2 separate regions of the Mus musculus genome follow, and region 1 is linked to region 2. A link is a loop called in an ENCODE intact Hi-C map of the cell type or tissue named here. Cell type or tissue: heart. All regions are shown on one strand. Links, peaks and the distances in the headings refer to the core of each region. The heading gives the core; the rest is flanking DNA.

What was found. A loop is a pair of places that touch in the nucleus more often than their neighbours do. Peaks named below come from ENCODE experiments on the same cell type or tissue, not always from the same donor. Only the 100,000 strongest peaks of a DNase experiment are listed, where the experiment ranks them.
Region 1: a loop joins it to region 2, with 2.6 times the contacts of the local background. A loop is called at or near these places in 5 of 42 quality-filtered maps.

The regions. Positions count from the first base shown.
Region 1 is chr10:83,210,366-83,225,519 of GRCm38, forward strand. No RefSeq gene overlaps it. Among named protein-coding and RNA genes, the nearest start is that of Slc41a2, 120 kb to the right of the region's middle. In heart, for the core only: a CTCF peak has its summit at 9,514; DNase peaks (open chromatin) are centred at 7,076 and 9,516.
Region 2 is chr10:83,348,325-83,363,478 of GRCm38, forward strand. It overlaps Gm40723 (a long non-coding RNA gene), which reads left to right. Exons shown (of 4, transcript XR_871905.2): 2 at 1,731-1,976; 3 at 2,211-2,307; 4 at 2,682-3,895. It overlaps D10Wsu102e (DNA segment, Chr 10, Wayne State University 102, expressed), which reads left to right and starts at 11,897. Exons shown (of 4, transcript NM_026579.3): 1 at 11,897-12,049; 2 at 13,723-13,809. The coding sequence starts at 11,935. In heart, for the core only: a CTCF peak has its summit at 6,216; a DNase peak (open chromatin) is centred at 5,877; H3K27ac peaks cover 414 bases.

The sequences.
Region 1 (15,154 bases), core at 4,866-12,865, 140 kb before region 2:
AACTGCAGTGTAATGAGGGGTGCTCGGGCCTGTACGTCATCACCGTTGACTTAACTTCTCTTCTGCCTGGAAACTCAGCAGCAGCAAAGAGAGATGAGGAAGATGCTGATGTCAGGCTAATGCCGATGCTGAGAACGGAAAGGGAGCCAGCCTCCGTGGGTTTAGGGTTTGACTATGAGGAGGGTAGGGAAAAACTGGGGTGACCCCAGTGAGCAGGGAGGTTCCCGTCTCTGGGTACGTGGTACGGGCTCCCTCGCGCAGGACCCTTCTGGCCTTAGTAAAGTTTGGATGTGGGTCACAGAGCTTTTGTCAATGGGTGTTATAGAAACAACGCAGACACTAGCTTCCCTCACATCTAACCAGGATGGAGCACTCATCTCCAAGCTGGAAAATACCCTCAAAAGAATTCAGCTGGCCCTGAGATATTGCTCTGTCACTAAAGTGTTTGCTCAGCATGCATCAGACCCTGGGTTCAGTTCCCAGCTGGGCATAAAAGCAGGTGAAGAGGTCCACGTCTGCAGTACCAGGTCCCAAGAAGTAGAGCCGAGAGGATCAGGAGTTCAAGGCCATTCGTATCTGCATAGCAAGTTCTGAGCTAGCCTAAAGTACTAGGGTACATGAGACCCTTAAAATAAAAAATAAAACAAATAGTAAAAACAAAGGGAATCAAAGTAAGATTTAGGGTAACTGGGGGTGACATGAACTCACTACTATCCATCTCCAGCCCAGGCATGTTTTAGTCCAAGTTCTCAGTGATGCCTCTATTCAGTGCTCCAGGATGCAGCTGCCACCCCAAACAAGAGAGGAGAGGAAAGAGAAAAAGGACAGACGGTAGGCTGTCACTCAAGGGAAAGACCAGCAAAAACAGAAAACCGCACCAATTACCTAAGTGAATGAACCCAGCATTTCAGCAATGAATAGAAACAGGTCACCGGGAAACAGGTCACCGGGTCACCCACGATGACATCATCCAAGGAAACACTCCAGCACAAAGGAGAAAGAGCTAGGGCCAGAGGAAACAATGTATCTTGTGTAAGCCTGGCTTTCAGCTACAGAGCCCAGTGTCTCATCTAACTGGATTTACCCAGTTTTCCAATAACTACTGAAAGATCCGTGGGAGCTGAGGTGTTGCACAGATGGCAATGAGCCAAACAGACAAGGTTCCTTCCATCAGGAAAGCATCCAGGAAGAACAGCTAGTGCAAAGGCCCTGGGGTTGGAACTGGCTCTGGACACAACAGATGCTGCAGGGTGCAGTGCCATGGGGAAGAGAGTGGAGAGCTGTAGTGGATAAGTTCACATTTCCTATAACTTTTCATTTCATTGTGAAAGTCAGTCACTTCTGGGAGGGAGAGGGACAGTCACAGGAGGACTTTGGGCTAAAATGACCTGCCTTTAAACAGGTCTTTTCGGTGCTGATTTGAAAAGATGCTAGGTGAGCAAGGAAGGGAGTCATGGGTTTGAGGGAGAGTGAGGGGAGCTTTGCAGTGGTCCATGGACAAGAGGACAGTGTTTTGCCCCGTGCTGGTGGGTGGTAAGACAAGGGCTGACTTCAGGGATACTTTGTAGCTACATCTGATGGGCCTTGTAGATGGTTTCAGAATCTGCCACAAAGAAAGAATCCAGGGACGTCATCAGATTTTTGTCCCCAGCACCTGGAAAAGCAGAGTTGCCACCTATGGAGATAAATGAACAGGGCCACAAGAGGATGGGCTGGGAGGAAGCAGAGTGGAAGAGTGGTTGATGTGATGCCTGTGTGCGATCGGCCGCCAGAGAATGAGGCTCCATATCTGAGAAGCATCATTGAGTCCCCTGGGCTCTGTCAGAATCAAGTGTCATCCAGCCAAGCAGCTCCTACTCAAATGTCCATCATCACATAGCTGAGTGCTGGGCTGTGATCTCATCTTAAAGGCTGACTGACAGAGAGTGAGGGGCTCCCCAGTTCACTCACATGGCTTTGACACCTCTGCCTGCTTGCCAGCCACGGGGGCCAGTCCAGAGGGCCATCTGATAGTTGTCGGAATCAGATTTCTCCGGGGGATGGGGGGAGGGGGCATTCCACAAGAAAGCTAGAGAATGTCTAAGAATGAAGGTATAGTGGGGTGTGTGTGTGTGTGTGTGTGTGTGTGTGTGTGTGTATCCATAGAGGGGAGGCACATATTGTGTGGGGCTCAGAAGACACCCTTAGGTGTGAGTCCTTCCATCTTTGGTTTGAGATGGGCTTCCAAGGACCTGCCTGCCTCTGTCTCCCATATCATCAGAGCTTGCATTACAACCACATCCTTCATATCCACCTTTCTACTTGGCTTCTGGGAACCAAAGCTCAAGTCCTCAGACTTGTGAGGCAAGCTCTTAATCGACAGAGCCATTTCCCTAGCTCCTGGGCAGTCTTTTATCCCCTAGTTGCAGAAGCAATGTTTAACATTTCTTCTCTCAGTCTGCCCAACCCACACACACACTGTGAAGGAGGACTACACGTGGGCATGAATATGCGGTGTTGCGTCTCCTTGAACATTGTGTGGTAAGATTATAGAGACACTTGGGAAAATTGCAATAATCTGGGGGAACTTCATTACTAGGAATATATTCTTGGTCAATCTTTTATTTTTATTTTATTATTTTATGCATATGGGTGTTTTGTTTTTGTGTGTGTCTGGATCCCTGGAACTGGAGTAACCACAGGTTATGGGTACTACTTGAGTGATAGAAATTCAATCTGGACTCTCTGAAGAGCAAGTACTCTTAGTCACTGAGTACTCTCCAGCCCTTTGGCCAATCTTTAAAGGAACAAGGGGAATCGCTTCTAAGCTGAGTCTCCAGTGATGTGGCACAAGAACTGGTCAGGAAGAGAAACCAAAGTGGTCCCTGCAGCTACTAACACCAGAGCTGCTATGCCTCTTTTTTCCTGCTCTCCTGTATCAGCCGAACAGTGCCAGGTGGTCCAAGTGTTTTCCTCTTGAAACTATAGACAAAGTTTTCTAAGGAACATATGTTGATTGTGACTGTTAGTTTTAACTGTCAACGTGGCACAATTTAGAATAACCTAGGAACACAGTGTCAGTAAGGGATTGTCTACATCAGTCTAGTTTATGGGCGTGTCTATGGAGACAGTCTGTTTTCATTGATCTGGGGAGAACCAGACCACTGTGGGCGGCACCATTCCCTATGCAGGAGCCCTGCGTTGTATAAGTGTGGAGAAGGTGAGCTGAGTTGTGAGCATGCATGCATTCTTTCTCTGCTCTTGACTGCAGATGTGGTGATCTGCTTCAAGTAGCTGCTGTTTGACTTACCTGCAGTGACTGCTGCGGACTGGAATTGTGAGTTGAATAAATGCTTTCTTTCTTAAGGTTGCCTTTATCAGGTTGTCTTACCACAGCAACAGAAATAAAAGATGTTGGTGGAAAAACTGACATCTACATCCTAGATACAGGGAGCTGGGAATGCAATTTTAAAAATGTTTGTTATGGAAAGGGGGAGTTAATATTGTGAAGAACAATCAAATGGAGATAATGTTCAATAAGGATGTTGGAGATCTGTAAATGACAGCTGCCAGTCACGGTGTGGAAGCAAGCAAAGTGACAGAGCAGAAAGCAGAGGCTATGAAACATATCTAATAGAAAAATCACAAAGATATATGAATAGATAATGTGCTCTTTAAAAACTTCAAAGCACTAACAACAACAACAACAAACAAACAAAAGAACAGAGATCATGAAGTAAGTTTTGAAAAGTAAAGACAGAAAGGCATAAATTAATAATGTAGTAAACTGGATAAGAGAAATGGATGGAAAAAATCTCTCAAAACATGAAACAAGAGGCTGGAGAGATGGCTCAGTGGTTGAGTCTGTTCTTCCAAGGGATCCAGGTTCAATTTCCAGCACCACATGGCAGTTCACAACTGTCTGTAACTCCCATGCCAAGGGACCTGACAACCTCACATCAATACACATAAAATAAAGTTAAGTAACTTATTTTTAAAAGAACATAAGATGAAAAGGCAAAGGGATGAAAAATCTGAAATGAAAAAGAAAGACAAATATGGAAGGTGAAATCAGAGAAAAGTGGACTTTAACTGAGTTATCCCAGAATAAGAATGAGAGTGGGGGAGGCATGAAATAATTTTCAATTTAAATGATCTCTCTCTCTCTCTTCTCTGTCTCCTTCCTTTACTCCTGCCTTCTTTCCCTCCCTCCCCTGTCCTTTCCTCTTTCCCCTTGCTCTTCCTCTTCTTCTTCCTCTCTCTCTCTCTCTCTCTCTCTCTCTCTCTCTCTCTCTCTCTCTCTCTCTCTCTCTTTCTCTCTGTCCTTTTTCTCTTTATCCTCTCCCCCACTCCTCCCTATGGGGATTACTTTGGCCTCAATCCTTGGAGCCAGTGAACTTGCCAGAGACCAGCTTCCCAATAAACACGCCTTTAATATAAAACAAAAACAAAACTTCCCAGATGTAAAGACAGATATTCTAACGGCCTCCTAAGTTCCAAGTCTGATATGAATAAAGTGTCTCAGAGAGCTTTCGAATTATGACATTTCAGAACACTCAGGATAGAGGCTGATGGAGTTGATTTTTAAAAAAAGCTGGCCCTCTTATGAGACTCATTATTCAACAGCTGCTTCAAACACGTGACATGTATTAGTTCATTTAAACTTCACGCACAATAGGGCCAGGAGAGATGATTCGGCCTTTAAGAGTGCTTCCTGCTGTTCCACACGGGGCAGCTCCCAACCACCTGTAACTTCAGCTCAGGGCATTTAAAGCAGAACCACAGACTACAGTCATCCTCGTGGCCTTAGGTGGTAGCAGGGCCATGAACATCAACATAGGCCTGGCAGCGCTAGGTGCAGTAAGACTATGGACCAGGATGTGGCTCTCAGTGGCAACATGGGGCTGGAATCACCGTGGCCCCCAGTGACAGCACAGCTACCCACATGATGTGGCCCCCAGTGGCAGCATTACCCACAGACATCAACATGGTCTCAGTCTGCAACACAGACCATGGACATCTATACAGCCTTTGGTGGTAGCACACGCCATGGACATCAACATAGACCCAGCTGCACCAATACTTACCTTGCAACTGATACCTAAGGTCATGGTGATGTCCAGGTTCGTCCTGTCACAGAGGGCCATATTAGGGTCTGCGGTCTTAGTGTAGCTGGATCTGCATTGATGTCTGTGGCCTGTGCTACCCAAAGTCCATGTGGAAATCCATGGTCTATGCTCCCGCCTGAAGCCATGGTGATGACCATAATCCCAGCTTCATCAGAGGGCCTTGTCTGGGTCCTGGCCCTACTGCAACTGGGAGCCTTGTTTGTGGTCTGTGCTGACTTCAGAAACCATGTGAAACCCATGATTCATGCTCTCCCAGTTCATAAAAAGCAAATAAACTCCTTTGACGGTGACATCAATGACTGCAGACGCACAGTTGAGAAAAAGGGAAGTGGACGGCTTCTGTGACAACCCCTCCCTCCACCCCATGCCCACCCCCAAACGGTAACAGCCTAGTTACTCTTAAAAACTGTGATAGAATGCTGAAGTGTCTCTCCACAATAGATGGCTTCCAGCAGAGGTGTGGGAGGGGAGACTTAGCTCTACTTAACAGGCTGAGAGTTTGACCATGCTCCAGTGAGTATACAGATAACAAAATTGCACTTTTTTGGGGGAGGGAGGTCACTGGGGATGGGGCACACAAGGAACGACTAGGAAACAAATTTGATACAGTGTATGATGTGAAATCAGCAAGCAATCAATAAAAATATTATGTTGGAAAAACAAAAAATAAAATAAACGTCTTGGCCTTGTAGGCATCTACACTTACATGGCACACACACACATACACACACATACACACAAACATACACAAATACACACAAACACACATACATACTACCATCACACACCACACACACACATAAACACACACAAACACATACACATGACCACCACCACCACATACCATACACACACACATAAACACACACAAACACACACAAACACACACGACCACCACCACCACACACACAAACGTACACACAAACGCATATACACACAACCACCACCACACCACACACACACACACACACACACACACACACACAAATACAAATTTAAAAAATAGGTCTTTAAACCTTGAAATACTCCTAAGAACTGGCTACTATTTGCATGTGTTTTTTCCAGTTGAAAATGAGGAGCTTATCCACCACACACAGCTGGCTCACGGGAAAATGAGGTTCATACCTGAAACCTGCCCGATTACCTCAATTCCTTAACTACCACTTCCTTTTAGAAATCGGGAAAGAGCTGCTTCCAAACTCTGGCAGAATAAAAACATGTTTAATGCAGAATTGACTTAAATATGAATCAAGTGTTAGGGATCATGACACATTTTCACATGTGCAAAAACTTAGTGCAAAAGCTCAGATAGGAGAAAACCCACTTCCAGATGTCCAAAACCATAAACGTAGTAGCATATTAAACACGCTCTGGGAATCTGAAGCCCTGAAGTTAATATGTCCAATTAATACCACGGTTAATCGTGATCATCAATTTGATAGGATCTGGAATCAACTAAGAGACCTGACTGGGGTGGATCTGTGAGGGCACATCCAGAAAGGACACGCTAAGGGGAGAAAGCCCTCCCTCAGAGCAGGAGGGCTACTGGCAGGCATTACCCAGAGATAGAGTTCTGAGGAAGAAGCGGTTAAGTGTAGCCACCCCGGGCCGCTGCCGCTGCCCTTCACGGACATCAGAATCCACTTATTTAGCCCTCCAGCTTGGACTGAAGACCCCCAAAGACCAGTGACTCTCCAGAAATCTTCCAGGCCTTCAGCATCAGCTTGCGACTGATCAGACAGACAGTCTTTTAGATTGCGCAGGCGCCAGGTTCTCAGACTCTCCAGCCTCTGTTGGACTTCCCAGACCATTTTATCATGTAAGCCTTTCTAGTAAACCCCCTTCGGACTATATAGTCCGTCTATCAGCTCTGTTCCCGTAGAAAACCTTGTGTATTCCCTTTGTCTTGGCCAAGACAGATAAGATGTCTGCTTCTTTGCCAGCTGTGGATTTGGCCCAGGGAGGGCTGCAGCTGGAACCTGATACAACTTCCAAAGAGACGAAAACTTGACACAGCAGGGACCAAGCCAAACTGCTGAGAAGGGACTGGGGGTGTTGGGCAAGCAGGGTGTAGAGAGGGTGGGGGGAGATAGGGGGAACTTTGGCTCCGGAACAAAGACTGGCTCAGGCCTCTCAGTGACTCACAACTTTGTGCCCCATGAACATGTGCCTTCTTCAGAGTAGAGATCTGAGCCGTCAGGGAGTCTCAGTTCCCTCACCCATAACCTCCCTCCCCAAATGGGGTCCTGAGCTTTGCATGTGAACAGAGGGGATCCTGAGCAACAGAGCCCAGAGGACCCTGGCTGAAGGGAGATGTGATCCCTACATTCTTAGAAATAACAGAGAGCCGGGTGTCTGCTGAGCACATTGGGCAATGAGCATGGAAGCATGGCTATAAAGACAGTGTCAGCTTAGGACCTCATTTGTACGCATGTTGGTGAGGTTTGAGGAGACTTGATTTTCATTTGTCTGGGTAGAGAGTTCTCATCAGTAAAGCAGCTGCTTTTTGGATGCAACATCATTCCAGTCTACACATCCCATGTCACTTCATCATCCTCGCCATTGGGTTATCTCATCTCAGAAGGATGCACAGACAGCATCGTCATTGTCGTCATCGTCATCACCATCATCACAATCATCGCCAGCAGCAGCAGCAGCAGCAGATCTGAGAACATCTAGGCAGTGTAGACTCCCAAGTCTTGCTCCAGACCTACAAAACTAGCATCTTCCCCCCAGCAAAGGCACCAGGTGATTGACCTGCACGATAGTTTGAGGCTCCTGTGTGTGTGTGTGTGTGTGTGTGTGTGTGTGCCCTTGCAGAGGACCACGGGCCTCGAGACCCTTCTCTTTTGCAACCCAGCCACGAGGTAACCAGATTCATTCTGCCACACACACACACTCCAGCCTGACTTGCTGCTCTTCCTTGGGACCAGTGAGTCATGGACTGGAACCTTTGAAAGCACGAGCCAAAACGAACTGTTTCTCTCTGTAAGTAATGGACTGGTTTGTGCACCAAGACAACCCTCCTGAAAGGTTCAAACAGTTGTCTTTTCTTTCTCCCTATTGTAGCTTAACAGGTTAGGGTTTTCCCCCCTCAGTAAATAGCACTTTACCCAGTGTTGACAGGAGTCAGCCACATAGGAGCTGGGAGATAAAACACCAGTTAACTCAAAGCAAAATGGCTGACCAAGCGCTAAGAAGGATCCTAGTGACTGAGCAGACCAAGCCACTTAATATGGTGGAGAAGGATCCTTTGGAGACTGAAGAGAAGTGTGTGTATGTGTGGCGGGGGCAGGGGGTGGGAAACTGGAAATTCATTTTATACTGGTAAACTTTATCTCAAAAGCACACACCAAAATGACCATCACTTGGTTATTCTCAGAAAGCCACCTACCAAGTATTTTCCATGCAAAACTACCCTGGAGCCAATAATAAAATCCAATAAGGTCTTGCTAATTACATTCTCTAATGAATTGTGAGGCAGCCTGATCCACAGACCAGGGGTGGTATAGTCAATAGCTATGTTCAATAGTCTCAATTACTTACACAGTCTGTCTAATTCTGGTGTTAATTGTGCCCATTAACCCGTGCAGAATGGTTTTAAATTCCCACAGAATGGTTAATATGTTGATTCCTCTGAGGCCACATTGTCCTTTGTCCAGATTCATAGCTGAGGCTCCACAAAAGTGTCTCTATCTGCCACGAGTCTCTGGAGAAAAGATCACAAAATCCCAAATTCTTCCTCAGATGGGATTGTTCACAGAAGCATTGAGCTCAAGCTCAAAGCCAATCTATAAATGTCTCTCCAGCAGAACGGAGAGGCTGGCCAGATGTCTAAGTGGGTAGCGTGATTACTGTATAAACACAAGGACCTGAGTTTGAATCCCAAGCACCCACAAAATGTGGGTGTGCTGACATTTGTCTGTAATTCTAGTGTTGGGGAGACAGATGAGTCCCAGGGGCCTGCTGGGCCGCCCCTGTAGCTGAATCATTAACTCTAGGCCTAGACCATGTCACAAGAAGGGCTGGTATGATTACTCAGTGGCTAAAGGTCCTGGCTCTAAGGCTGAAGAGCAGAGTTCAGTGCCCAGAATCCACGTGCAGAAGGAGAGAACCAACTCCATCAAATTTTTTCTACGTGCACGCTGTTATGTGCACAGTACTCCATCTTAATAATAAAGAATGTAACAAAAATTTTTTTTTAAATAACAGAGAGAATAATAAAGGAAGACACCTGACGTCAGCCTCTGGCATCCAATTCCGTACGCTCCCAAGACAGATGGATCTCAATGGACCTTCCTTCATCCCTGCGGGCCTCCTTGTGGGACCCTTTGCCCTTCCTCATCTTCCATAGAGACAGGAATCCCTCAGCCAGGCTCCGTGACTCCAGCTCTCCTTGCAGTTTCTCTTTTCTCCAGTAGGGGCAGACGTGAACAGCCGGACTAGGGAGGGCTTGAGTTCTGCCTCTGTTCACCTTAGAATAAGGTCTGAGGAGGCTTCGTGGCCCTCCTGTGGCCGCTCCTCCCTGGGTTGCATCATGCTGGCTTTTTGGCTTCTCCCTGACCCCTGGGGGCGGGGTGTGGGGGGGGACACGACGGTGGAACACATGGTTGGGGCAGAGTGTTAAGGTGCACATACACAACTCGCTTTTCCCCTTAACATTATGAAATATCTGGAGAAATAGAATTGTACATGACAGCATGTATTTTATAAATTAAGCGTTGAATGTTTGGCATCTTTACAATCATCAACCCGTATTGGCACACGCACCTTCTCACGTGTAGATCACCGGCCTTCCCGCGTGTTATTTGTTAGGCACACTGGACTTCTCTATTTCTATGTCAAGAGGAGGAGTGGTTTCACGTATGGCATGTAACGAAGACTCTTTTAACTTCCCGTATGGTCCATAGTGGTTGCACTGATGCCCAATAACACCTGTCTCCTTAATACAAAGCCATAGCAACTCACAAGAGTGTGCCAGATCCAATTAGCCACCGACCACAAGCTGTTCTCCCCACAAACAGGCATTTCCCATTCAGTTCTATTTGAGTTTTGAATTGCTATTAGTAGAAACCCTTAAGTGCCCAGAGAAGCTAAATACCATTTTCAGATACTTTGTAATGACTCTACTGTGAATATTTGTCTATAACTACAGGAACAGACTCCATATCCAAGGGTTTCATTACAAGAGGAACTATGTCTCTAGGGAGATGGCTCAAGAGCACTGGCTGCTCTTTCAGAGGACCAGGGTTCAATTCCCAGAACTCACATAAGGGCTCCCAACCATCTGTAACTCCAGTCCCAGGGAATTCAGTGCCTTCCTCTGGCCTCTGTAGGCACCAGGCACACACATGGTCAGATCTGCAGACAAAAAAAAAAAAAAAAAAGACACTTGTAAACATAAGACAAATAAATGAAGTTAAATAAAAGAGAAACTCTGTGGCAAGCCATAGACAGTTCTTAGCTCAAATTACCTTCTGGAGTTTTCTGTGCTGTCCAGGCAGATGTGTGCCCCACCCCCACCCCCACTGAGGCCCATGGGCTGTGTGTGGCCGAGGAGAGCAATGGATGCTGGTTTACACAACACTCTAAGGCTTCCCTAAACACAAGATTTTGTGGTTTTTTTTGTAGTTAGATTGCATGGCTTGCGGATGATATCATGTTGGAGTAGCAAAAGGTTGGATGTGCCTGTGTGTGTGCAGATCATTTCATAAGTCTGGATTGGATGACCCCACCTGTATGTACACATACGTGGCTGCATGTGAGATGGTAACATTAGGATTCTGGAATCCAGCTTCATCTGTCAGTTCACTGAGGGATGTGATGCCAGGTGAGTGGAGACCTTTGTCCCAAAGCAAAAGAAAACCTTCTAGAAGCTTTTAAAGACTAGTTTCAAAATTTCCCTCATGTAGGCTGAACTAAATGGGGCTCTCCTGAACCCCTAGTTGCTGGGAAATTACAAGTTATCTGCAGTAAAGTTCAGACGAACTTTCCACCCCCTGGGAAGGGTTGGACCAGGCTCCAGGATTTCTCTGTAGACATTGTCATTTTTATTTGAATAGAAAGGATTTGGAAGGATAACTTATTTGTTAAACAAGCGAAAAGAGATTTAACATTTGGAAAGCAGTCTTTGTTTGAGGAAATACTTTCTACATATTTGCTGTGTATAATGTCCTTCCCGCTCTTCCTCTTTCCTTCCCTCTCTCTGATCATGTGTTCACAGCTACTTTTAGGCTTTAATGTCTTTCTACGTTGTATCAGTCAGGGTTCTCTAGAATCACAGAACTTATGCAATCTCTCCCTATATTGAGGAAATTTATTGTAATGACTTACAGTCTGTAGTCCAACTAACCCAACAATGGGCAGATGTGAATGGGAAGTCCAAGAATCTAGTAGTTGCTCAGTCCAGGAGTCTAGTTGTTTCAGCTGGTCTTCTGTATAAGCTGGAATCCTGAAGAAGTAAGTTCCAACAGATGTGCTGGCAGGTAAGTGCAAACAGGTGAAGAAGAGGGAGTCTTCCTTCTTTCAATGTCCTTATGTAGGCCTCTAGCAGAAGGTGTGGCTCACAATATAGGTGTGTACCACCACGCCTGGATTTGGAACTTGCTGATCTTGAACTCAGAGATCTGCTTGCCTCAATCTCCTAGGATTAAAGGTGTGTTCTACCTTGCCTGGGTTTAAGCATGTCATGGTCACTATGCCTCAGGCTCTCCATGTCAAGATCTGGGTCAAAAGTCTCGAGATCTGGACCACAGGTGTGCCCTCCATTTCTGAATTGTAGTTCATTCCAGATGTAGTCAAGATGGCAGCCAGGGATAGCATCACATATGTCATGTGACTTCATTTTGCTTCTTTTCCTACTGAAGATGCTTGGATGAGAAAATCATGATGTATAGGGCAAAAGTGGTTGCTCATTTGCTCTGAGCAAGTCATACAATGGCGGTCACCTTCCTTTGACATGATGGACTGCATGAGAATTGTGTGGTGTTCCCCTCCCCTTTATAGGCTCTTATATTTAATGCTTTGTCCCTACTTGATGGAACTGTTTTTAGAAGGATCGGGAGGTATGGCTTTGTTAGGAGAGGTATATCACTGGGGGTGAGATTTTAGGTTTCAAAAGCCTTCGCCAGGCTCCCCTCACCTCCCCTCCCCCCTCCCCTCCCCTCTTCTCTCTCTCTCTCTCTCTCTCTCTCTCTCTCTCTCTCTCTCTCTCTCTCCAACCTCCAACTTGTGGATAAGATGTAAGCTACTGCTCCAGCACCATGCCTGCCTGCCTGCCTGTCTGTCTGTCTGTCTGTCTGCCACCACCACACTCCCCATCATGATGGTCATAAACTCACCCTCTGAAATTGTAAGGAAATCCCCCAATTAAATGCTTTCTTTTTGCATTGTCTTGGTCTCTGGGTCATTTCACAGCAACAGAACACTAACATGTGGCATGCACACTGACCTGGTGTGTGCCCCTCTTTCTTTACATTTTGGTAGTGGACTGTAAGACCCCCGACCCTAGGTCAGTGGTACTTACTTCAAGATGCCCCCGAGTGAGACACTGAGATGCACAGATCAATGAAAAAGCAAGAGGTTCATTTTCTGGAGAGTTGGGGTCAACCCTCAGTCAGTCCCTCTAGGTGAGTGACTAGAAAGCAACCTCAGATGGCTATTATAAGCAGTTTACATATTTTTTATGGGCACATGTTACATCAGCGAGGTTACAGTTCAAACTTATTGGCTAAGCATATCGAGCTTTAAATCTATTGGCTAGCAAGCATGACACACATTTGAAATCTACCTGGAACTTTTTAGAGGGTTAGTTGACTACCAATCAGTACATACTGTGGGATTTTTTGTTTTTTGGGTTTTTTTTGGGGGGGGGGTGAGAATATTTTACTAAAGAATGTTCCTGTGGGTGGAGAATGGAACTTGACCTAGTCTTGACCCCAGACAGGAGGGGAAGCTGTAAGGAGGCTGTAGGACTGGAAAAAGTCTTTAGGGTCCCTCAGGACCTGGTGCTGGAAGAGGTCACTGCTATCATGGCAGTGACTCACTTAGATTTTCCACTATGAGTAGCTAGGAACAGCAACTCTTGCTGAGTCTCTCAGCTATATGGCTTTGAGTTTCCTGAAGTCTCTCAAGCCGTTCAGCCTTCTAGACCACAGCATTCTTGAACATCAAGTCAAATGTCTTGAGTGAAGATAAATGGTTCAGGTCAGTCAAGTTTTGCCTCCTTTCCTTCTTCTTGGGCAGACAGAAAGACCATGCTCCCCAGCATTCCTTGCAGTTAAATTGGGCCTTGGATGAAAGTGACAAGTCATTCCCATGCCTGCTTCCTGGACATCACAGTTCCTTTCTCTACTCCATTGGGTCACTCCAGCCTCTCTGTCTTTCTGTAACCTCCCACCTCAGCAGTGAGAACCCTGGCCTCCTCCATCAGCCATGCACACAGTTAACTGTTTGATTCCAGTGTGGCAGGATCCACACTGTCAACCTGTACCACATGGGACACTTGACTAATGGCCAATGTGAAACCACCTCCTGTTGTGTGTTATGATGCTGTCTCTCTCCATGGTATCAGGGTTTTCTGTGAAAAGACTATAGATTATTATGAGTGTTCTGGGGGAGATGGGTGTTTTCCCTCTGTGCTGAGTTTGGAGGTTGCGTGTTGAAGACGATGTGGCTGTGTAGGAAAGGGAACCTCATGACCCACACCTGGCTTCAAGCCTTCTGTGTGGAGTCACAGGGTTTCACCCCATCCTGTCTTGAAGAACACAAGCTTCATCCCACCTATGGTAAGAATTCCCCATATTTCTGGGGGCTGCAGAGATGGCTCAGTGGGTAAATGTTTGCCATGGAAGTATGAGAAACTGTTAGGATTCCTAGCACCCACATAAAAGCCAAGTGTGGTGGCACATGCCTGTCACTCTAGGACTAGGAGGACAGAGAAGATGGCACCCAAGATCTTACGGGCAACCAGTCTAGGCAGTCAGTGAACTCTCATGAGAGTTGCTGCATCAAGAAATAAAGTGGAGAGAGGTAGAGGTGAGACGCCTGATGTCTACCTGTGCATCCACATGTGTGCACATAAGCATGTGCACCTAAACACATACATATGAACACACATGAAAACACACACTAAAAATGAGATACTTCTGGAAATTTCCAAGAATGAGAAGGAGGGCTTCAACTCACCTAGTCCTTTCTTGGGGTTCTTATCTGCTGACGTCCTTTGGTTTTGTTTGGTTTTGTTTCTGTTGTATTTTTGACAGGATCTCATATAGCCTAGGCTGCCCTTTATGAGGCCAAGGATGACCTCCAACTTCTGATCCTCCTGCCTTTGCCTCCCAAGCTCTGGGTACTCGGGCCATGCTGGAGACAAACCCAGGCCTCCTGCATGCTAGGCACACCACTACCAACTGAGAGAACTCTACTGAGTTCTTTTGTGGACTTTGCCTTGCCTCACATTTGCTTCCCCTTCTCATCCCATAACACCTCTCTTCTCATCCCATAACACCTCCCTTCTCATCCCATAACACCTCCCTTCTCATCCCATAACACCTCCCTTCTCATCCCATAACACCTCTATTCGAATTCAAAGATGTTTGACTTGACTGTTTTACTATTTGTTCTACTTTTTGTTGTCTTGATTTTATTTTATTTTATTTTATTTTATTTTATTTTTATGTGTATGGGTGTTTTGTCTGTACAGATGTTTGTGCATCCCATCCCTGAAGTACCCATCAAGGCCAGAAGAGGGCATCGGATCCCTGAAACTGGATGTGGAGTCTGGAAATGCAAGCCCAATCCTCTGGAAAAGCAGACAGTGCTCCTAACCACTGTGCCATCGCTCTAGGCCCTACTTTTTTTTATTTTTTTGACACTGTGCAGCCCATCCTGACCTTGGACTGTTGACATAGCCCAGGATGGCTTTTAACTTGAAATTCCCCTGCCCACCTCTTCAGAGGGCCAGGTTACAGGCATATCCCCAACCCCTGCACATTACACAGTTTGACTTTTCAAGTCTGCTCCCATTCCTATTCTGAGAGAGGCTG
Region 2 (15,154 bases), core at 2,871-10,870:
CTGGGCCAAGAGACTGGCCAGAAGGGTAAAGGGTTAACCAACAGGGCCAGGTAACCAAAATGACTGGATTATATAGGGAAAGGCAGCTGGGGTAAGGGCAGCCTGGCCCATGAGCTGGAAAGGTTCAGGGTAGGGGGCAGGGTACGCCTGCCATACCCTGTAACAGGTAGGGTCTGAGGGATGCCAGGAGGATCTGGTGGCCAGCATCAAATTTGATCTGTAAATGGCCACCTGTAAGCCATTTGTTTCCATTCTGAGACCTAACATATTCACAGAGCAAACAGGACTCCTGTGTGCCAAGCACATGTCATCATTCATCCATCTACAAATACGTATTAAGTACTTAATCGAATGTGATTTTTCCATCCTTTGCTCTGGGACTATAGCTCTGGTTTCATTCAAGCAAGGACAGATGAGTGACTGTCTCACAGGGTGTCTGCTCAACCGAGAAAAGACAAACAAAAAATAGTTATCTGCGGAATGGCCGGTAAAGCGCTTGTTTGTCACCAAGCCTGACAACCTGAGTTCAGTCCTCAGGAGACTCTGAAGAGAGAAGCAATCCCTGCAAGTTGTCCTCTGAACTCCACACATGTACTGTGGCATGTCCACACATATGCATGCACAATATATGTAATAAAAAATAAATACACCTAGCTGTATATTGATAGTTACTATGAAAGCAGAATTCAAAGTTTTGGGCCAGGTATGGTGGTGAACATCTTTAACCCCCACACTCAGAAGGCAGAGGCAAGCAGATCTCTGTGAGTTCAAGTCTACAAAGTGCCTAGTCTACAAAGTGAGTTCCAGGACAACATAAGACCTTGTCTCTACCCACCGCCAAAGAAGCAGCGTTTTTGGAGAGAGGATGGGGAGGCCGTAGGAGGAAGGCTTTGTTTCCTTTGGCGTAAACATCCCCCTTAGTCATAAATACAACCAGAGAGAATTTCGTAGCTTGAGCAGAAAGAAATGGGAAGGTAGTTATGAAATGTGAAGAAAATACAAACACAGATGTCTTGAGACAGAAATGTGTCTGTTGTATGCAGGAGACGTGGATACGCTCGGGAAAACAACTGACATGGTAGGATGAGTGCCAACATGAGGATGGCCTGGTGTAGGGGGCGGGGTCCCGTGTCTGGAATGAAGTGACAGGAGATACAGAGAATCGGGTGTCAGGTTCACAGAGCGTGGTAAGGACGTGGGCATTGACTCTGCATGAGAAAGAACCACCTGAAGGATCTAAGAGGAGGAGGCTGCCTGCTGTGATTTGATTTCAGTGGGATTATTAGGGCCAAGGAGGACCACCCCTAAGACAGTTCCTTATAAATCTGGGTGAGAGGGATGGTGGCCCAGCCCTGGGGAGTCAAACGGGAAACCATAAGAAGGTGCTGAGGCTATGGACAAGTCTGGAAGTGAGGGCAAATGTCGGGATTTGCTCATGGAAAAGTGAGAAAGGAGACAGAAGGAACCTTGAGGAGTGCTTTTGAAGCTCAGCGGCTGGAAGAATGGATTCCTATTGGTACAGTGGAGATATAGGAATTCAGGAGAGCTGGGGAGACACCCCACGTCCAGTAGTAGTAGTAGTACAGTATAGTGCAATAATGCAGCCGTATTGCAGTATAGCGCAGTAATGCAGCCGTATTGCAGTATAGTGCAGCAATGCAGTCGTATTGCAGTAGAGGTGCTGCTTTTAGCCATGCTCTGTGAATGATAACTCGAGGCGTTACCCTCAGGCTCCACATCTGTGAAGCAGAGTTTAGAACTGGCACGTACAGCAACAGACATTTGCTCAGTGTGCGTGAGGTCCCGGGCTTCTTCCCCAACACCCAAAGAGCCACAGTGAAGAACACTCTGGAGTTACCACTGCCTTGACGTCAGAGAGGACAACTTAACACGCAATACAACACCTGCCAGGATGAGGCCGGGGAAGCTTGAGGGGCCATGGATTCTAGAGTACAAACCTTTCCCAACGTTTGAAGGTGAGGAAAATCAATAAAAGGGATATAAAAATAGACTGAAATGAGAAAGATCAGTAGTCATAGAAAGATACTTTTTAGGAATGGGGATATGGAAGAAAAGGGGTTAGAGAGATGGCTCGGGGAGCAAATGTACTTGCTACAGCAAGCTTATAAGCCTGAATTCAAAACCCCAAGAATCCACACAAAGCTGGGGGTGGTAGCATGTGTTTGTAATCCCAACACTCCTGTTTCAAGAAGGGAAATGAGAAAAAATGAACACCCAGAAGCTGGCAGCTCACCTGGTCCTGTGTCCACAAGTGGTGAAGAGACCTCCTCTCAAATAAGATAGAAGGTGAGATCCAACACCAAGTTGTCTTTTGACCTCTACCATGTTATGACACATCCATGCTTGCATTCACAAACAGATACAAATGCATGCACACATGCTAAGGGAAAAACAAAACAAAAGCCTTACTTCAGAAGGGATAGGGCATTGAGAAGGACTGGAGGCATTACTATTTGACAGCAGAGTCTCTTGGTGACTGACCCGTAACTGAGCTCTTCTCCCATGATCACCCAGGTCATGCTCTGTGTACTCCCTGCCCCCAGTGTCTTCAGAAGCTACCTGCCTGTGCATGCTACTCTAGGTTTCTATCAACCTTGACCACTGAGTTCCCACCTCCACCCTTTTAACTTCTTGTTCTTTTTTTTTTTTTTTTTAACTAGGAAGACTCTGTTCTTCCAGAAACCTCCGGAGACAGATACCCACCAGACCATCAAGAGCCTCTTGCCATTGAATACTTCTTATCACCCAAACCACTAAACCATGAAGCTTTACCCACATGTCTACCTCTTAAAGTTTGTCAACTATATTATTATTTCATACTTGTTGGTGTCGTCAACCCTAAGTGAATATTCAATCATTATCCACTTGAAATGGACGAATGAACACATCTCAAGGTTCTTCTGTTCATGTTGCCTTTACTTGCGTTTTGGGTTTTTATTCTGGTTTCACTCCTAGTAGAATAATGATTTACTAATTAAAGAGAAGAGACGAGAAGAGGAGTCAGATGGTGGTGGCACACATCTTTAATCCCAATACTCTGGAGGCAGAAGCAAGTTGATCTCCCAGTTCAAGGGCAACCTGGTATAGAGTGAGTTCCAGGACAGCCAGGGTTACACAGAGAAACCCTGCCGAAAGAAAGAAAAGAAAAGAAAAGAAAAGAAAAGAAAAGAAAAGAAAAGAAAAGAAAAGAAAAGAAAAGAAAAGAAATATGGTGTTACTATGTAGCTCCAACTGGCCACAAACTTGATATTCTTCTGCTTCAGCCTCTCAAATGCTTTGGATTACAGGCTTGTGCTACCATGCCTGATGCTACTTATTTTAGAATTTGACCATGGGAATCTAGAAGATGGTTCAGTGCTTAACAGCACTGGATGCTCTTGCAGGTTCAATTTCCAACACCTGCACAGTAGCTCACAGCTGCCTGTAACTCCAGTTCCAGCAGATCTGATGTTCAGTTCTGAGGGGCCAGGCACACTCATGGCAGACAGACACACTTGCAGCTAAAAGATTCATGCAATAAAAATAAATAAAGATATTAAAAAATAAATTGTAAGCTGGGAACATGCCTTTAATCCCAGCCCCTGTGAGTTAAAGGCCAGCCTGGTCTACAGAATGAATTCCAGGACAGCCAGGACTACACAGAGAAACCCTGTCTCAAAAAAATCCAAAAAAGGGGGCTGGTGAGATGGCTCAGTGGGTAAGAGCACCCGACTGCTCTTCCGAAGGTCAGGAGTTCAAATCCCAGCAACCACATGGTGGCTCACAACCATCCGATCACGAGATCTGACTCCCTCTTCTGGAGTGTCTGAAGACAGCTACAGTGTACTTACATATAATAAATAAATCTTTAAAAAAAAAAAAAAATCCAAAAAAATTTTTTTCTTTTAATGAATTTAACTGCATAATACGTTCTTTAATTGACTTGGCTGAGTTTTTGCTAGGACACGGGACTTTCTATAATCATTTTGCCTCTCAGGAGCTGGCATTACAAACCTGTACTACCAGGCCTAGCTTCTCTGGTATCTCTTCAAAAATCTGGGGGCTGGAGAGATGGCTCAGGCATTAAGGACACAAGACAAATCGTCTCTCCAAAGGACTTGAGTTCATTTCCTGGCACCCATACAGTGTGACACTCTACCACTAGGGAATCCAACACCCTCTCCTAGCCTTTGTGGATACTATATGCAAATGTACACATCCACCTAGTACAGCCACATATACACATAATGAAAAATAAAATCTTATAAATAATCTGATAAAGAAGCCAGACCTGGTGACACAGGCCCATAATCCCAGCTACTCAGGAGGCTGATGCGGAAGGGTTATAATTTCAAGGCTTGCCTAGGCTGGAGAGTGAATTCAAGGCCAGCCTGGACTGTGTCTTTAAATTCAAAGTTTATTTTAAAAAGCCGATATAAGATGGGGCTGGAGAGATGGTTCACTGGGTAAGAGCAGTAGCTGCTTTTGCAAAGGACTCGGGTTCAAGTCTCAGCTTATAAATATACGCAAACTCCAGTTTTAGGAGATATAGCACCTTCTTTTGGTTCCCAAGGGGATCAGACAGGCATGGAGTGCATTTAATTACAGGCAGACAAAACATTCATACATTAAAAAAAAAAAAAGTTTTAAAAAGAGCCAAATGTAGTGGATCGGGCTTTTAAATCCAATATTTAGGAGACAGAGGCAAGTTTATCTCTGTGAGTTAAAGGAAAGTCTGGTCTACATAGTTAGCTCAAAGTTAGTCAGGGGGACACAGTGAGAAACTAAAAAAAAAAAGAAAGAAAGAAAAAGAAAGAAAAAAAGGCCTGAGTTGAATCCTAGTACCCCCCCCCAAAAGAAAAGAAAAGAAAGAGGAGGAAGAGGAGGAGAAGGAGGAGGAGGAGGAGGAGGAAAAGAAGAAGAAGAAGAAGAAGAAGAAGAAGAAGAAGAAGAAGAAGAAGAAGAAGAAGAAGAAGAAGAAAACAGAGAGTCAAAATATACTCATTTTTGGAATCAGTATAGTAGGTATACAAGCACTACTTTTACAATTTATCTATAAATAAGAATTTATAGCAAAAGAACAACCAAAACAAGAACGGAAGATTAGGGAAGGACTTAGCCTTGTTGATCTGCAATCTGCAGTATCCCTAAAAGGAAAGAGGTACAAAGTTACACTGTGTCTACATCAGGTCTCTGCAGCGGCTTTTGGCCCTTCCATATTTTTGGCTAACTAAATCTGAAGTTCATACCCACTTTGTAGTGTTCTGTTTGGGCTGTTTCAAAGAGAATAGCAGATACTATGACCATGTGAATGTCTTTTTAAGCTAGGGCCTGCAACTGGAAGGACCTATAACTATTTGAAAACAGAATGTGCAAACTTGCCAAACATTCTCAACGGGAAATAGATCAAAGTAGACTGCACCTGTAGGATGAGGAAGAGGAACAGTACCGGCTGTACTCGGTCGGCTAACATGGCACAACAAGCGTTTGTCCTGTCCTCTCCTGGAGTTTGACTCTTGCGTGTATTCCCGCTTAAGCTCGTTTCTGTTGTCTTTTTTTTGAAGCAGTCTAGAGTCACAGGAACGGGTTTGTTTGTTTTTTTTCTGACGATGGAAGGATTAAAGGACAGCAGAGGAATGTGACTGGAAACTTTGGGGGGAAATCCCAGCAGAGCTGTCACGAGGAACAGAGGAACTGGGAATCTTTCTTGGGGTTCTTAGCTTTGTTAGTACAATAATTTAAGAACAGACACAAACAGAAGCTTGGGGACAATGTATTCTCGTTTAGAAAGGAAAACTCCAGGCAGATTTCCAAGCCTGGAAGGGAGGAGGAGGACAGAGGAGGAAGAAACCCCGTGTGGGCTGAGATAAGGCTGAACTGAGGCCATTTGCACAGTGGCAGGCAGCCACATGCCCGGGAGGGGAGCTTTGGAGAAAGAATAAGAAGCCCAAAGTATTAGTTATGGAATCTAAAAATATACTAGGCTCTGGCCAGCATCTGGAAGGAAAAGAAGAAATAATCAGGTCTTAGAAAGGCAGGCTGACTTAACTGCACATCTAGGCAGCCTGGCTAGAGAGGACAATGCTAGGCGGTGGGAATTCTGGGAAGGAAAGCAAGTTATCTTAAGATGAATCTTCCTGGGGATGGTCCGCCTAGCTGAGCCTATTACCTGCCCCATTAGATTAACAAGAAGGAGACAAGAATTGTCTCCACCTAGCGGTATGTTCCGTTCTTTATAGTATGTCTGCACGGTCTGTAAGGACAGTGTCTGAATTCTGAATGTATTTTCTAAATTCTTTCGAGGAGAGGCTGAAACGCCAGCCCAGCGTTGGATGCAGTGGTGCTTTAGGACAAGATCCTAGAAATTTAACTGAGGAGGAAAAAAAACTTACCAAAACTGTTTTGACTTTAATCAGTGGTTGAGGATGTAGCTCAGTTGGTCACAGTATGCACATGAAGGAACCCCCGAAGGGAGACCCTCACTCCAGTCTCAGGAATCGCGAGCCCAGAAAGCCACACCAGTCAAGCTTGCTGCAAACACACGAGGTTTTAATGGCACACAAACCAGCATGCTGAGGTCGAGACCCATACACCACGCAGGGGTAGAGGAGTCTGATGATGACCCTAATTTTCCAGCAGGCTTATAAAGGCAAAAAAGCACAACCTAGGGGGAGGATCGGAGAGGAAATAGGGGAAGTCTAGGGTTGGATATTTACTTCAAGGCACCTGGGACATTGAAACATTCTGTGGTTGTTTTTCCCAAAAGTTCAGGGGAATTAGGCCATCTGGTCGGGGGGCCGGGGCCCATGTTCTCAGGGCAGTCATTATTTTTTTTTTTTAATTCTTCACACATGGCTCTGGGTTTGATGGCTAGCACTAGATAAACAGGTGTGGTGAACAGAAACAGGACTGTCAGGTCAATTTCTATAATCCCAGTAAGGCCAATTTGGTGTAATGTCATAGCTGTCATTAGCGATCAAGTGACACCAATCTAGAGTCACCTGGGAAGAGGGAACTGCAACAGAAGAATTGCACTGTCTATGGACTTGTCTGTGAGGTAGTTTAATTGCCAGATGATATAGGGGCGTCTGACCTACTGTGGGCGGCGCCATCCTTAGGCAAGTGGATTTGGGCTGATGAGGAAACGTAGCTGAGCAAGGCCAAAAGAGCATCCTTCCTCCATGGCTTCTGCGCCTGCTCCAAGCTCCTGCCTTGAGAATCTGTCTTGGGCCGGGCGTGGTGGCGCACGCCTGTAATCCCAGCACTTGGGAGGCAGAGGCAGGAGGATTTCTGAGTTCGAGGCCAGCCTGGTCTACAGAGTGAGTTCCAGGATAGCCAGGGCTACAGAGAGAAACCCTGTCTCGAAAAACCAAAAAAAAAAAAAAAAAAAAAAAAAAAGAAAGAAAAGAGAATCTGCCTTGGTTTTCCTCCAGGATGCACTGTAAAGCGTTGGTGGAAATAAACCCTCCCTTCTCAGGTTATTTTTAAAAACATTTGTGTGTGTATGTTAATACATTTTAACAAAGAAGAGGATTTTATTCCTATACTGGCACCAGGTCTACACCCAAGACTTGTAAATTCCTGAATACACTGCCCAGCCTGCTCAGTCAGGGGCTTTTAAAGGCAAAGGACACAAAGTTACATTATGTTTATGCTCAAGCAGGAGGTCACCTGGGCAAAACAAGTTTTTGTTTACAGAAGCCCAAACAGAGAGGTTTGCTAAAGTCGTATAGGACCAGGCTGATTGCAAAAACTAATCTTTAGCCACCCCTTAACATTTGGAAGTCCAACTTTGCTTGGTTTCTCTGTATAGCCCTAGCTGTCCTGGAACTCACTTTGTAGACCAAGCTGGCCTCGAACTCAGAAATCCGATTGCCTCTGCTGGGATTAAAGGCGTGTGCCTGGTTTTTAGCAAGGCAGAGGGAGCGGGAAGAAGGGCCTGCCAGAGCCATACTCACCAGGCTCAGGTCTGCCAGACCCTTACACTTCTATCTTGTTCTCTCCCATCTCACTTACTGTCTTCCTCTGGATACCGCGGTTTGGGGTCCCAGAAAGAGCTCTTCAGCACAAACCCTGTTTGTGCTCTCTATCCCTTACACTCTAGCAGAAATAGCAAGCTATGGATTCACCTGCCCCTCCCCCTTGTGTAGGCATACGACTTTGGCAGCCTATTTTAGTAAGCTTTCGACCTTTCCTCTAGCCCATCACCCAGCAGAGGTAGTGGAAGAGGAACGTTATTAGGATATGGGGAAAGTGGACCTGTTTAGCAATAGTTCCGTGGGGGCGAGCTTGATCCTTGTCAGTAGCTTCAGTCCAGTCTTGCAAGCAGACAGACACCTGGCAGCCGTAGTTCAATCTAAAGAGACTGACTTGCCAGCCGGCCTGAGGCGAGGCAAGAAGCTTCAGATACCGCATGAGTTTCTCTCAATGTCGATGTTAGCATAAGCTAAACTCAACAATGCTATGTAAGACGAACCAATACGAGTGTGATTGTGTGTGTGTGTGTGTGTGGGGGGGGGGTGTAGGAAAGAGTAGTAAGGCGGAGCAAATCAAGCCAAAGCTCTGTCTGTGGGTCATATACAGACTGCTTCATCAAGCATCCGCTCACCTGGGTCTGCCTCAGGAGAGCAGTCTTTCCTGTGTCTGCTTTAGCAAGACATCCTTTCACCTGTGTGCCCCAGCAAAGCATCATTTGACATAACTGACTTTCCAAAGAAACTAGAAGTTTCCATTTCACCCTTCTGACCTCCCCAGGCAGATCAGAGGTCGGTGTGAAGAGGAGCATAAGCGCCCTTTTCATGGTAGTTCTCAGCTGACAGACAGCTCAGCCTGATTTCCATGACTCTCTGACTGCAGCATAGCCAGCATCTGCCATCATAGCCCACTTAGCATCCTATCCTACTCGCACTGTTTTCAGGGATTGCGACACATTCCCCCAGCCATTTCGGGGAACAGATCTGTACTTTGTGTGTCTGGATAGGGTGTGTATGAGCTCAGATACGGAGGTCTAAGATGCTCAAGAGGTTGGTTACCGCGTTGTTGTGTAGTGACAAAGAACTGTGGTAAATAATCTTAGGCTAATGAATGATACTGAAGAGTACTTCCAATGCAAGAAATGAACAACCAACATTTGTCTACTTCCAAAAAGAAAGAAGAAATATATATTCCAGCCCTTTGATTGTATTTTAATTGGGTTATTTGGGCTGGCCAACAGATTAACAGGTTAAGGTGTCTGCTGCTATAATTTTTTAATCCATAGGACCAAATGAAGTGGGAGAACTGACTCCCTCAAGTTGTCCTGACTTCCTGTCATGTGCCCCTGTGCCAAGGCATGTGCCCCACCACACACACAGACACACACACACACACACACACACTGTGCACACACACACACACACAGAGTTGGGTTTTTAAAAAAAAATTTTTAAGATTTGTTTATTTATTTATTTATGTCAGCACACTGTTGCTCTCTTCAGACACAGCAGAAGAGGGCATCGGATCCCATTACATATGGTTGTGAGCCACCATGTGGTTGCTGGAAATTGAATTCAGGACCTCTGGAAGAGCATCCAGTGCTCCTAACCACTGAGCCATCTCTCCAGCCCCACAGGGTTTGTTTGTTTGTTTTGTTTTTGGAGACACAGATTGACTATGCAGCTCTGGCTGGTTTAGATCTTGCTATGTAGTTCAGGCTGGCCTTAAACTCACAGAGATCCACCAGCCTCCCTGCCTTCTGAATGCTAGGATTCAAGGCACTACTTGAATCAACAACTGCATATTTACTGCTGCTCCTGTTCACACCAGACATGAGGTGGAAGGAACTCAAATGTTCATTATCAGAGAAAACACACTGTTAGCAAGTCCTGGTAGCAAATGCCTGCTTGTAATCTCAGCACTTGGGATTAAGTGTTTGAAGATCGATAGCATGGAGTTCAACTATATAGCCTAGGTTATACAGTGTTCCCCCCAAAACAAATCCCTGCCCCGCCCCCCAAAGAAAGTGTGGTACAAAATTCAAGAGCATATTATTCAACATTAAAATTGAAAGATATCCTTTTCAATAAACCTTGAAGACATTCTTCTCAGTGAAATATGCTAGTTACACAAACAAGAGTTTATGATTCTAGTTACACGGAAAGAGAAATTATTGGGTTTGGGGTGGGAGCTGAGACAACTCACTTCAGAGATGGAAGCTTTAAAAACAAAAGCTTTATTTTCTGAGCACTCAGGGAGGCAGCTAGTATGGGGTCTGAACCTCGTCCTGGAAGGGAGATTGTACTTTTTGTTTTGTTTTGTTTTTGTTTTTCGAGACAGGGTTTCTCTGTGTAGCCCTGAGAGGGGAGCTGGGGGGAGCTGCAGTCTTATCCAATTGTGTTTTGACATTATAAGTTAAACAAGGGAGTACTGGGCCATATCCAGGGCACCTGGTTTCAAGGCCCTTAATTCCATTAGGTGCAGAGCTCAGAGTGATAAGGAAGCAGGGGTGGGGTGGGGTGGGGTGGGGGTGGGGAGGAGTGGGTCAGCTGCATGTAGTTAACTAGTGCATACCAGGCAATTAGTTATATATTTTTAAAACTTACACACCTTGATTTAGATAATAGCAATTCCTCTGCTCTCTACCAGTTAACAGACAATTAGGAAAACATGTAGACTTGGGACAGGTGTTCGTTCCTAGGTCTGGGAACATGAACTTGCTTGACCCTGCCAGCAAGATGGAGAAGTTGTCCCTGAGATGGCTGGACTCAGATAACTGTCTCCTTACACATTGTCCCTGAGGAGATGCGTTCACACAGACAACTGTTTACAACAGAAGCTGTTCTGATATAGGGAAGTCCCCAGCTTCCCTAGAGACTGGGACCGTGAATTAAGTTTCTCCCTATGATTAAATGGGAGTCTGGAAATGAAATGGTAGCACTTGGAATACGTTTCTTTCGCTTGTTCTCAACAAAACCATGAGCATTGGGTCCCAGGGGCAGGAAGAGGGGAGGAATGGGGTTTGTCATTCAGGGGTTTTGTTTCAGCTTTTTAGAAATGAAGGATTTGTTTTTCTGTAGGAGACCAAACTCAGTGCCTCACTCACAGCTCTACCTTTTAACTACCACCTGGAACAACCTTTTAGGATTTTGACATGACAGTGTTCCAAAGGCATGCTGTATATATAGCAACGTAAACAGCATTCTTAACACTTCTGGGTTTTGTGTTTACAGTTAAATAGTAAACTAAGCTGGGGTCTGGTCATCCAGACCTGAAATCCAGGCTATTTAGGACCTAGGTGGACTTTGAGTACCAGGTCAACCGGGGTAACTTGGTGAGGCTTTAACAAACAACAAAGTATGGTAATGGGCGGCTGTAGATTTAAGTACACGGAAATGGAAGCTGGAAAATGGTGATTTTGAAGTCAACCTGGGCCAGCCAGGATGACAAAAAATAAAATATAGAAAATGAAAAGAAACTGGGTGTGGTGGCTCCCACCTCTATGGCATCTGGAAGACTAAAGCAGGATTGCTACAAACTGAAGACCACAGAAACCTCCCCAAACAACAACAAAAATGGAAATAACGACAAAGGCCTCGCACCACCTTCTTCATGCTTGCATTTGCTTAGCTTGACCAAGCCGGGTTGATTCTTTTCTAACAACAATAAAGGAGGAGACTAGGGCTAGACTTGGGCTGGGGTAGACTAGGCGCCTGACACGTGCATCCGCAGCGCTCCGCCCACGCAGTGTGGTGCCTTGTTCCCATCCTCCACCCCGCCTCGGCCCCACCCCCGCTTCCGGTTCCCGTGGGTCTGAACTTCATCTCTAGGCGCGAGCTCTGGCCACGCACCCGTAAGTCACCGCCCACCTCCTAGTTTCGGCCAATTGCTGCCTTGACCCCGCCCCTTCCCCGTGCCTTCCTATATCCGGGCTTCTTTCAGTGGCGCTGGGTTGGAAGCATGGAGTTCCAGGGCGAGCGCGGGACCGGTCCTGGTGTTTCTTCGTCTTCTGTAGCCTGCTCGCAGGTCACGGTGTCCAGGGAGCTGCTGACGGCGGGGAGCGAGGGTTCGGGAGGTGAGCGACGGTGGAGAGCGGGGTGGGTTGGAGGGACACGGAACGCTGCTGGGTCAGGGACACTGCGGGACCCGGGAACGCTACTGGAGACACTGCAGGAGGTTGGGGATGCTACCGGGGACCGGGCACGCTGCGGGGTTCTGGGACACTGAGGCGCCCGAGACGCGGCAGGGCCGGGGAAGCCAAGGAGCTCGAGACGCTGTGGGGAGTCGGGGGTCCGGGTTATTGCGGGGCCGCGGACGCCGAGGAGCCAGAGACCCTGCGATGGCTAGGGATGCCGGGGAGCCTGGAACGCTGCGGGGGTATGGGACACCGAGAGAGTCCGAGACGCTGCGGAGGTCGGAGATACCGCGGAGTCTGGGACGCTAATTGGGAGGGGATGCCACGGAGCCCGAGACGCTGCCGGGGTCTGTCCGGGGTACGACTAGGCCAGCCCGGCGCTGGGCGGTGGTGGTTCTTTTTTTTTTTTTCCTCTACCTGCCAAGCCGGTCCAGGCCAGGTGGTCCTTGTAGAGTTCATTAGGAACCGCCCAGCCTGGCAGCATTTGGAGAGGCAGAGGCAGGCGTATTTTTGAGTTCGAGGCCAGCCTGGTCTACAAAGTGAGTTCCAGGACAGCCAGGGCTACAGAGAAACCCTGTCTCGAATAAACAAAGAACAAAATACAAAAAAAAAAAAAAAAAAAAAAAAAGTGGGCAAAGGCTTGAGTCTTCAGTGTTTGTTGCTTGGACTGGGCAGTTGGTTTGTTTGGAAAGGTGCAACTCGGAATAATTAATTTTTTAAATTGAGCACCTTCTAGGTAGGAGAGCTAGGCAAGTATATTCTACAAAAAAAAAAAAGCCCAGTCTGACTTGCCCAAGTCTACATAACCGTTTCTGGTTCTCTGTATTATGTACCTCTGGTATGTGGAGGGGGCTATTCTCTCTTCCTACTATGTGGGGAGTGAATAGCGCTTCCAATTTGGGAGGCAAGCACTGTGTCCATAAAACCCTCTTTTTGGGCCCTATTTCTGACTTCTGACTTACCTTTTGTGTGTGTGTGTGTGTGTGTGTGTGTGTGTTTCAAGACAGTGATTCTCTGTGTTGCCCTGATTGTTCTGAAACTTACTCTGTAGATCAGGCAAGCCTCGAACTCTTGCCTGTGCCTCTTAAGTGTTGGGATTAAAGCATATCTGAATTTCTTAACTAAAATCAAAGACTCATTGCAGGTCTACATTTTGCTAACTGTGCTGTTTAAAGTTGTGCGTTGTGCATCCCTGTTGCCTTAAGAGGTCACAAAGTGTCGAATGCTCTGGTACTGGAATTATAGTCCAGTTGAGCCCCCATGTGGGTGCTAGGAATCAAACAAGAGCAGCTAGTGCTTGAGACATAGCCTTGGCTGGCCTGGAGCACAGAGATCCACTTGCCTGTCTTTTGAGTGTGCCCTGCCATGCCTAGTCCCCCTCCCTGTTTGTCAATGTGTATTTATTAGATCAGTACTAGAGGTTGGGGAGATAGACGTACAGACAGGAGTGTTGGCTCCTCCTCTGTCAGAGTTAGGGGTGGTTCAGACTTCAGGCTGTGCTGATGGGCCCGGCTCTCACAGTTCTTTGGTGTAGAGGCTCATCTCATTTCTGAGTTGCACTTGTTGCTCAGGGCTGTTTTATGCCATGAATTGTTTTGTGTGTGTGGTTTCAGGTATCTGGGACCAGTTGCTCATCAGCTCTAAGCCTCATCCCAGAAAGACCTCTACACTTCAAACAGTTCGGATGCAGAGGAGCCCTTGTAAGTACCTAGTTTCTACTCTAGAGGGCACTCCCCCAATTGAGGCTAGTTAATCCATTATTTGATGGGGACAGTCTGTCTTCATGGCACATATCAAACCGTAGAATCAAATATATTGTGTAAATGACTGAGGAATAGAATTTCTCATGTTAATTCCCTGGTTGCAGGCTTTTTGTTTTTTTTTTTTTTTTTTTTTTTTTGTTTTCAGAATAAAAGGTGTTTTTGAAACCCCAAAAGGCCCAGCTAGCTATGGTCTAGTTAGCTTTGTTTTCCTTGAGACGGGGTCTCATGTCGTCCAGGCCTCATGCTTCCCTGTGTAGCTGAGAATGTCCCTGAACCCCAGATTCTCCTGCCTCACCCCACTCTAGGATTACTGCTACATGCTGCTGGGCCATTTTTTTTTCCTCCCCTCCCACGACAGTCTCACTTTTTATCCCTGGCTGGCCTGGAACTCGGTGTAGACCATGCCAGCCTCAAATTCAGATTCACCTACCTCTGCCTCCACCTCCCGAGTAGTGGAGTTAAAGGTGTTTGCCACCACACCTGGCAGGTATTTATTCTAGGTAATTGCTCAGAATAAGGGTGCTTGTTGAGCCAACGTGAGGACCAGAGGAACCCTCTTAAGCTGTGTGGCTTCATGAGACCATAACCCTTCTACTGTGGGAAGCAGAGATAGTCATTAAAGGACTCTCAAACTGACCTCTGAAACGTCACAAGCCAGACCTCTTATCGTCTGCACTGCTCTCAACATTCTTATCTCCCAGGCTCCTACAGAAGAGCTCACTGAGCTCTGAACACTTAGTGCTTTTAACAGCTCAAAGTTCTACAATCCTAAACACACACAGTCAGGTCTCTGCCACAGCAATACCCCACTGTTAGACCAATTTCTGTCCTGGTTAGGGTTTGTTTCGATGTGATGGGACCACAAGAGGTAACTTGGGGAGGAAAGGGTTTGACTTACACTTCCAAATCACTGTATATTACTTGAAAGAAGCCAGAACAGGAACTCACACAGGACAGGAACCTGGAGGCAGGAGCTGATACAAAGACCATGGAGAGGTGCTGCTTACTGGCTTGCTTCCCATGGCTTGCTCAGCCTGCTTGCTTATAGAATGCAGGACCACCAACCCAGGGGTGGCATCACCTGCAATAGGCTGGGCCTTCCCCCATCAGTCAGTGATTAGTTAAATGTCCTACAGCTGGGTCTTGCAGAGGTATTTCCGTAGTTGTTGTTCTCAGACTCTAGCTGGTGTCAAGTTGACAAAACTAGTCAGCATGGTGGTGAGATTGAATGTGTTCGTTAGAACTCTTGAGTTGCAAAAGAGTGGAAGCTGAGATTGCTTTA